Linked DNA regions of Homo sapiens: region 2 is linked to region 1. A link is an interaction called in ENCODE POLR2A ChIA-PET data of the cell type or tissue named here. Cell type or tissue: GM12878. All regions are shown on one strand. Each heading gives the region's core, and the rest is flanking DNA. Links, peaks and the distances in the headings are about the cores only.

Region 1 (4,394 bases), core at 147-4,146:
AGGTTTGGGGTATGATGGATCCCATCACCCAGGTAGCGAGCACAGTGCCCAATAGGGAGTTTCTCAACCCTTTCCCCCAACCTTGTATTCCCCAATTTCTATTGTCATTTTTATGTCCGTGAGTACCCAGTGTTTAGCTCTCACTTATAAGTGAGAACGTGTGGTATTTGGTTTTCTGTTTACTCGTTAATTTGCTTAGGATAATGGCCTCTGGCTGCATCCGTGTTGCTGCACAGAACATGATTTAATTCTGTTTTATGGCTGCCCAGTATTCCATGGTGTACATGGAATTATTATCCAGCTTACCACTGATGTGAGCTTAGGTTGATTCCATGTCTTTGCTATTGTGAATAGTGCTGTGATGAACACACGAGCATGTGTCTTTTTGGTACAACAGCTTCTTTTCTTTTGGATATATGACCAGCAATGGGATTGCTGGTTCAAACGGCCATTCTAAGTTCTTTGAGAAATCACTGAGGAGTAATTTGGATGTTATTGTTACTACCTTTAATTTGCATTTATTTAATGATGAGTCATGTTGATAGCATTTTCTATGTTCATTGGCCATTGGTTTATTTTCTATAGCACTGTGAATTTTTTTCTTATGTAATTTAGTGCTGTTAAAATCATTTTATTAAAAGTGTTTAATTGCTAATCTATGATTAGAAAAAAAAAGCCCTGAAAACTAAGTGAAAATTGAGAATCTAGAGTGAAAAATGAAGTCTTTATTCCATTTCTGTTCTCCAGATCTCCAGTTTTGCCTCCTTCCTGGTGACCACTGTTATCCATTTCTTGTCTTTATAGTGTCTTAGAGATATTAGGCTTCCAAGTCTTCCCTTTTACTCCTTCATCTGGCTTTGTGGAGACAGAAGCCAGAAATGCTCAGTAAATTTGGCTGGGCTACGATGGCTTTGGCTACCATGGCCACAGCTGGAAAACTGGAAACGTTGGCAATTTAGCACAGTTTTTACTTTGTGCCCACATTCCTTCCTTGTAGCTCCCCGGTGTCTGCCATCAGGGGTGCTAGCTTGACCTCACCAGTTTGGTAGGGAGGTTGCAGTTCTCACCCTTACTTGAATTTTGGGCTTTTCTTCAATAGCTTGTTCTCCCTGTATTATCGAGGTCTTCTTGAGAAAATCCCCTACATGGGCACAGGGCCCCAGACTCTATAGAAGGAATTTCCTTCTCATTTGAAGTGCAGGGAAAATGACAGGTGTAAGAAGGGTGCTGGGAAAAGTGTAGCAGCATGCTGATATAAGGGCCGTAGAAAATTTCCTACAGGGGGAAGTTGTCAATTAGGTTTATCTCTAGGAAGACTTATGTCTGCAATCACATTCATGATTTTGTTATAAGCTCTGTGCTGCAGTCACCCAGCATGCTTCCAAGCTTTTATGAAAGTGTGGTGCTTTTGGGGAATGAAGGAAAAGGATCAGTCCTCAGGGTGAGAGAAGCATGTCAGTGTGGAGGGTGGGGGCTATGGAGATCAAGGCTGTGTTAGTCAGCTCAGACTGTCATAACAGAATACCACAGGCTGGGAGGCTTACGTGACAGAAATTTATTTTCTCACAATTCTGAAGACTGGAAGTCTCAGATCTTGGTGCCAGCAGGGTTAGAGTCTTGTAAGGGCTCTCACTCTGGATGGCAGGCAGCGGCCTCCTCAGAGTCCTCACACGGCCTTTTTACTGTGTGTTCGTGCAGACAAAGGGATCCGCTTTCTAAGGTCATTAGGATTCCACTTTTATGACCTTAATTTAACCTTAATTACTTCTGTAAAATCTGTCTCTAAGTACAGTCACATTAGGGGTTAGGGCTTCAACAAATTTTAGGGTGCACCACTCGGCCCATTAAAGAAGGTGGCGGCACAGGTGCAAGACGTAGCCTGCACTTTCTCAGGGAGAGATAAGAAATATCCCTCTCTTTCTCCAAATTTACCAGAAGCTGTCTTTATGACGGGATGGACAAAATCTTTGGTTTTGTTAAACAAGGTGCATCACTGAATGTTTTTTGTTGTATTCCTGCATCAGAGTTAACTTTCCAGCTTTCAATCCAAGGTGATGCCTGCTAGCATTCAGGACAGGGCTCACAGAGGCAGGCATGGCACTCACTCCTCAAACTTTCACTAAAATGAGAATCTTCTTCATCAGATGACACAACATGTATAACTCAAAACAGTCACCAAAACCACGCAGCTACTAAACAATCGCTGATCCACAATGCTTCAAGAGCAGCTAATGGAGTTATTCTTAGCAAAAGGGGTCACTTGTGTGAAGTGGAATCTTCCTTCTTAAATATCAAAGTGGCACCCAACCTGAAGGGACAATTTCACTGCAGAGATCCAGACCTGCCCCCAGTGTCAGCCACCAGAGCTGCAGGGCCTCTGTGGAAACGCAGTTAGCGCCATTCCCGGGTGATGAATTTGTTCCACTGTGTTTTCAGAGCCAGCCTCTTCCTGAGTAGAAAAATGATAGATTCTGCTCCATCCAGGAACACATCAGCCTATGACTTTCCTTTCAGAACAATCAGCGCAATGCATTCAAAAGAACAATTGTTTGATTATGGTTGCGATTTGTAAAATATCAGCTTGGGGAAGGGAAGGCTGAGAAGAGGCTTAGCTCAGCTCGTTGAAGTTTCTGAATAATAAAATAGGAATCTGCGCTCCATCTGCACCCAGGGGGCACTAGGATACCGTGATGAAGTTCACAGGGTTGGGAATCAAACCCACCTGAGCTAAGACCCTGGCTCTGCCTCTTGCCAGCTGCAGGGCTGTGGCTGTTCAGTTCCTGGGTTCCTCCACCTGTGAGGTGGGGACAATTATGTTATAAGGTTATCGTCTAAGACAATGCTTGTGACTGTCTTAGCACAGTGTTTGATACTTACTAAATGCTCCAGAAAATGTCTACTCTAAGTGGGATGTCAAATAATTGTCCAAAATTCATCAACTTTGAGATGGAAAGGGCACTATTAGTATTTACTCTGGGTCACAGGCATAAACCTGGACTTTCCCAGGCAAATGGTCATGTGTCATCCTGCCAGCCACAAGGACGAAACTGCCTGGTATAGCTTCTGTTTCTAACTCGATGGCCACTCTGGTGTAGTGGAAGATTTCCTCCCCATAGCAGATGAATTTGCCTTGAAATTGGAGAAAAGACACCAAAGTTGTAGCTAGGATCATGTTATAGATTGAATTTTGTTTTCCAAAAAAGGTCTGTTGGAATTCTAACTACCAGTACCTCAGAATGTGACATTATCTGGGACTGGGGTTGTTGCAGATGGGAGTAGCTAAGATGAGGTCATTCTGGAATAGAATGGATCCTTAATCCAATAGAACTGGTGTTTTTATAAGAAAAAGACAATTCAGACAGAGGCACTGAGAGAAAATGGAGGCAGAGTTTGGCGCGATACTGCCACAACTATCACAAGCCAAAGAGCAGCTGAGCTACTAGAGGTGAGAAGAGGCAAGGACAGGAATCCTCCTGGAGGTTGGGAAAGGAGCACAGCTCTGTTAACGTGTTGAATTTGGGCTTTTAGCATGCAGAAAAGCAAGGCAATGAGCTTCTGTTGTTTTAAGCCAATCAGTTTGTGGAGCTTTATTAAGGCAGCCCCAGGAAACTAGCACAGATCACAACGTTGACTAGCTCTGTGGTGCTGAACAGACTGTCCTCCTTGCTGAGCCTCAGTTTTTTGCCTTTAAAATAAGAACAGAGGCTGGGCACGGTGGCTCACGCCTGTAATCCCAGCACTTTGGGAGCCTGAGGTGGGCGGATCACCTGAGGTCAGGAGTTGGAGACCAGTCTGACCAACATGATGAAACCCCATCTCTGCTAAAAATACAAAAATTAGCCAGGCATGGTGCTGGGCACCTGTAATCCCAGCTACTCGGGAGGCTGAGGCAGGAGAACTGCTTGAACTTGGGAGGTAGAGGTTGCAGTGAGCCAAGATGGTGCCACTGCACTCCAGCCTGGGCAGCAGAGTAAGACTCTGTCACACACACACACACACGCACACACACACACACACACACACACACACAAAAGGAACAAAAGACTCACAGGTAGTGGTGAGGATTCAACATTGTGAGGTAGGTGGAAGTGTTCTCTCAGCACATTTCTGCCCAAGGGACAAAGAGAGAGGCACGTCACGTGTCCCGTCTTTCCACAGTTTAAAGACTCTTTGCTGCCTAACAGACAGTGGATGCAGTCAGCAAAACATATTATTAGTAAAAGACAAAAAAGGTTATTCTAGTTATTTGAACTGAAGGATTGGCTAAACCAAGTGGCCAGTTAGACAGGAGGGTGCTGAAGACCTTGGCGAGCTCTGGCGGCCCCTCCATGAGCACCTCTGTGACCCCACCCCCATAGGGTGTTAACAGGAACAGTGGGGATCCTGGTCAAAGT
Region 2 (4,394 bases), core at 138-4,137, 85 kb after region 1:
TTTGAACTTATGCAAATAATTTTATTGCCCTTAAGAGTTTCTAAATTCTGAAGGAATCAGGCAGGGAGAAGATAAAATGTTTATTTCTGTTCACAAAATTTAGTCTATGAGTTGTAGACAGCTGAACAGAAAAGAGAAAGGAGTTCCATACACCCAGAAAATACTACATTAAAGAGTCAGCAATGTTTCTTTTTTTATGAGTTTTTTGTTTGTTTGTTTTGAGATGGTGTCTCGCTCCGTTGCCCAGGCTGGAGTGCAATGGCACGATCTCAGTTCACTGCAACCTCCGCCTCCTGGGTTCAAGCAATTCTCCTGCCTCAGTCTCTGGAGTGGTTGGGATTACAGGTGCACGCCACCACACCTGAATAATTTTTGTATTTTTAGTAGAGACGGGGTTTCACCATGTTGGTCAGGCTGGTCTCGAACTCCTGACCTCATGACTGGCCTGCCTCGCCTCCCAAAGTGCTGGGATTACAGGCGTGAGCCACTGCGCCTGGGTGAGCCGGTAATGTTTCAAACAAAATCCATTATCATTCTTTATCAGTTCATTCAGTCCTATGTGATTAAATTCTGTTCTGCTTGATCTTGAATTAGCAGTTTTATGCATCCGTCAGCTCCTCCATTCATTCTGCAAATCTTAACTCAGTCAAGTGGTATGATCTCAAAATTATGTAAGTAAATGTCATCGGAAACGTTTACTCGAAGCCCCTATGGGTCTCAGACCATCACTTTTTTTTTTTTTTTTGAAGAGGAGCCACTTTGGCTGGTAACTGAAAATATTTTAAAGAAGAATAAGAGAATAACAAAATCTGTGAATGACAAGACTTAAAATGACCATATTAAAGGCCTATTGAGACCTCATTATAAAAATAATGCAATTCACAAGGGATTTAGGTGATTTCCATGGCATGCAACATTTAAAAGTAACAGCTGGAATTATGACTGATAACATACCCGGACACATTATGAGCAGTAGAGACACTGACACATTTCTAGGAATTTCATACAATTTCTGAAATATTTATGTTAATACTTTCTACCCATGCAAATAAAACCAAGGGAAGGTTTTTGTTTCTTATTTGACATCATCTTTCCAGGCAACTGAACTTATCAAATAAACCACATTATTTTGAACATATCTCCTCATGAGATGAAAGAACAAATTCTCTCAGGTTTTTCTAAATCCCTCTGGGAAATCTCAAGACCATTGGAGAAGAAAGTTTCATCTAGGATCTGCTTTTGAGAGGCACTTTTAAAAGTAAGGAGCACTAATTCTCTTACATAAGCAAGGACCTGATAAAGGTTAACATTAAGCCCAAGAAATTATGATGATTAGATACAAAATCTTTGTTTCCTGGGCAAATAATTTAAAAGGTAAAGAAAAACTTTTTACAATCTTTTTAAAAAGCCGACCAACAATCTAAGAAACCATTGTTTTAACAGACAGAAATAGAAATTCTAGTTTTGCATCGGTACACTATTGGCCACATTTAATGAATTTTATAAATAAATGTATCTAATCTTACTGGCTTCACCACATATGCATTTGCCTTCCACAAACCTTCTACAACTTTCTATGTCCATTTATATTTTGCCCTACTCTTTTTTTTTTTTCATTCTGGAGTAACGAATCATTTTAGTTAAGGACAAAGTACTTTTTCTTTAATAAAAACATTTCCTTCACACTTAATACCTTTCCTTATCAGAAACACACCCTGCTTTTCTCACAGGCTTCACAGTTGTTTCTCTTACTGCTTTTAGTGGCTTCGTTTAAGCTCTGGTGGTCTCCTTCCCCAGCCTCATCCAGATCAGTCTCTGAGCTAAGTATTCTTGCTCTAGACTTTCAGTCTCTGAGCTAAGTATTCTTGCTCTAGACTTTCAAGCAGGAAATGAAACAGGTCTCATCAGAATCAGCCACTTGCATTTATTAGTTGGAAGTAAATGAAAATGATAATTGTAACTCTAAGGGGAAAGAACAGGCAGCCACTCAAGATCTAGATGAGTTCTTTCAGAATGAGTAGACACTTCATGAGAATGATGGATGGCCCTTTCTGAAATCGGCAAGTGTGTGAAACACAGGGCTTCTGAGGCACAGCTGTGAACAGATGTGCCTGTTCCTCCCACCCTCGAGTCCCCCTTTGACTGCCTCTTGAGTTCTTCAGCTGCCTCCTCACTTGCCCTGAGCCTCTCACTCCTGCCAGTCCATCCACTCTCGACACAGTACCCAAAGTCACTTTTAAGGACCTCAAATCCAATGCTGTCCATCCCTTTCTGAAACCATTCCAGTGTTTCCACACTGTCCTAGGGTCAGGCCCTGACTAAAGACAGCCTTGCAGCCTGACCTTGCTCTGTCCAGAGTCCATGCTCAGGACATGGGAGCATGCACAGGTACTGCTGCCACTGTTGGTGCCACGGGAGGCTCTGCTCCATGGCCTGGGCTCTGGGAGACCTGTTCTGCCATGGAGCCACTGGATGGGTGAGGCCTTCTGAAGGTCAATGGGGTCGAGGACACAGGTTAAGGGCACCTGATGGGGGGTGGTGCTTGTGGGATGTCAGTGAAACAGTTGAATTAAGGGAAGATGGGAGATTCCTATTGGCAAATATTGTGCATCTCCTGGTCTGAAGGAAGGTCAACAGTGAGTAAGAGATGGTCAGGGCTGTCCTGGGGTCATGGGGGCCCCATCATCAAAGGAGTCTAAACAGGCCCATCCAGGGACTCCTTGGCAAGGGCACCATGGGAGGGGGCTTTGGGTGGCCCTCCCCTGTTGGGAGCCACCATGGCCCTGGGGGCTGCGGGTCTCCAAGGTTTCTTCCACCTGTGAGATCCTGCAGTTCAGAGCCCAGGCCATTGAGGCAGGGCCAGGCTGCCATTGGGGCCACAGTCCCGACAGGTCCTCCAGGGAGGCATGCGGTGACACTCCGCTGCTACCCATGCCATGCATCCGGCTCCTACTAGCACTCCGTACATACCCATGCCGTGCACCCACCTTCTACCAGCACCCCACTCCTACCCGTGCCCAACTCCTACCTGTGCTGTGCACCCAGCTCCTACCAGCACTCTGCTCCTGCTCCTACTCGAGCCATGCACCCAGCTCCTACTAGCACTCCGTTCCTACCTGCACCAGGAACATACATTAAAGAAAGAAGAGTCTCTTCAATAAATAAGGGGAAAACTGAACATTCAAAGGTAGAGAAAAAACTGGGCCCCTATCTCTTATTATATGCAAAATGCAAATCCAGATGGATTAGAGACTTTAATGGAAAACCTGAAAATATAACACTACTAAAAGAAAACATTGAGAAATTCCTCTAGACATTGGTCTGGGCTGAGATTTTTAAAAAAAACCATAGGTGAGAAGAGCAAAAATACATAAATAGGACCAAAACAAGCTAACAAACTTCTGCACAGCAAAGAATCAAGGGAGTGACGAGATGACCTATAGAATGGGAGAAAATATTTGCAAACTATCCATCGAATGAGAAATTAATATCCAGACTATATAAGGAACTCGAGTCAACAGCAAAACAAAATAATCTCTTTAAAAATGGTCAAATGACCTGAAGAGACATTTCTCAAAAAATGACATACAAATGGCCAGCAGGCCTATGATTATGTGCTCGGTCCCACAGCACTGTCCTCACTTAGATGCCAGCAACCAATGGGGTGGCCTAGCTGCCGAGGCTTCTTCCTGGCAGACTACCAATTCAGGAGTTCCCACAACACCTCCCTCAGGTTCACCAGAATGAATCAGACAACTCAGAAAAGCACTCTACTCATATGTACAGGTTTATTTCATATTAAAAAATGCAGCTCAGGAAAAGTCACATGGAAGAGAGGCATAAGACAAGGTAGGTGGAGGTAGGGGCTGGCAGAGAGGATAACAACTATTTGCATAGCAGTTCCTGCCTATGGGGTTGAGGAGAGATCTGAGATGATTTCAAGTGCACAGGAGCACGGGCATGGCTTATATGCAGATGCTGTGCCACTTTATACCAGGGACTTGAGCATTGTCAGATGCTGGAATCTGTGGGGGTCCTGAAACCAACCCCTGCAGATAACGAGCAATGACTGTAAGCCTCAGCTTAGGAATATGTTTTCCAATTGCTCAATAAGAGGATTTGGGGCATAATATGACAGACATGCTTTTATATGTGGACTAAATTTTTAAATATTAGTAAAGAAAATTAAAAGAGTTCTTTCTTTTCAGAGGTTACTTCCTAAATAATACTTTTTAATAAAACATGGGCAATAATTTAAGGACAATTTATGGGGATTTTGTGACATCCACAGTGCACTGTGAAGAGCCTGTTGTCTATGCCTGAAAATGTCAAGAGGCAGAAAGAGTTTGTGGCCCAGTTAGACATGACCCTGCATGTCTGGGAATCTACTGGAT

Evidence for each region. ChIA-PET counts read pairs that join two places held together with the same protein. Peaks named below come from ENCODE experiments on the same cell type or tissue, not always from the same donor. Only the 100,000 strongest peaks of a DNase experiment are listed, where the experiment ranks them.
Region 2: POLR2A ChIA-PET joins it to region 1 with 5 read pairs; 2 of 35 experiments call an interaction of 5 or more read pairs at or near these places.

Annotation. Positions count from the first base shown.
Region 1 is chr19:28,150,409-28,154,802 of GRCh38, reverse strand. No RefSeq gene overlaps it. Among named protein-coding and RNA genes, the nearest start is that of LINC00662, 360 kb to the right of the region's middle. In GM12878, for the core only: no CTCF peak of the experiment used is centred there; no DNase peak of the experiment used is centred there.
Region 2 is chr19:28,065,669-28,070,062 of GRCh38, reverse strand. No RefSeq gene overlaps it. Among named protein-coding and RNA genes, the nearest start is that of LINC00662, 270 kb to the right of the region's middle. In GM12878, for the core only: no CTCF peak of the experiment used is centred there; a DNase peak (open chromatin) is centred at 2,022; H3K27ac peaks cover 2,503 bases.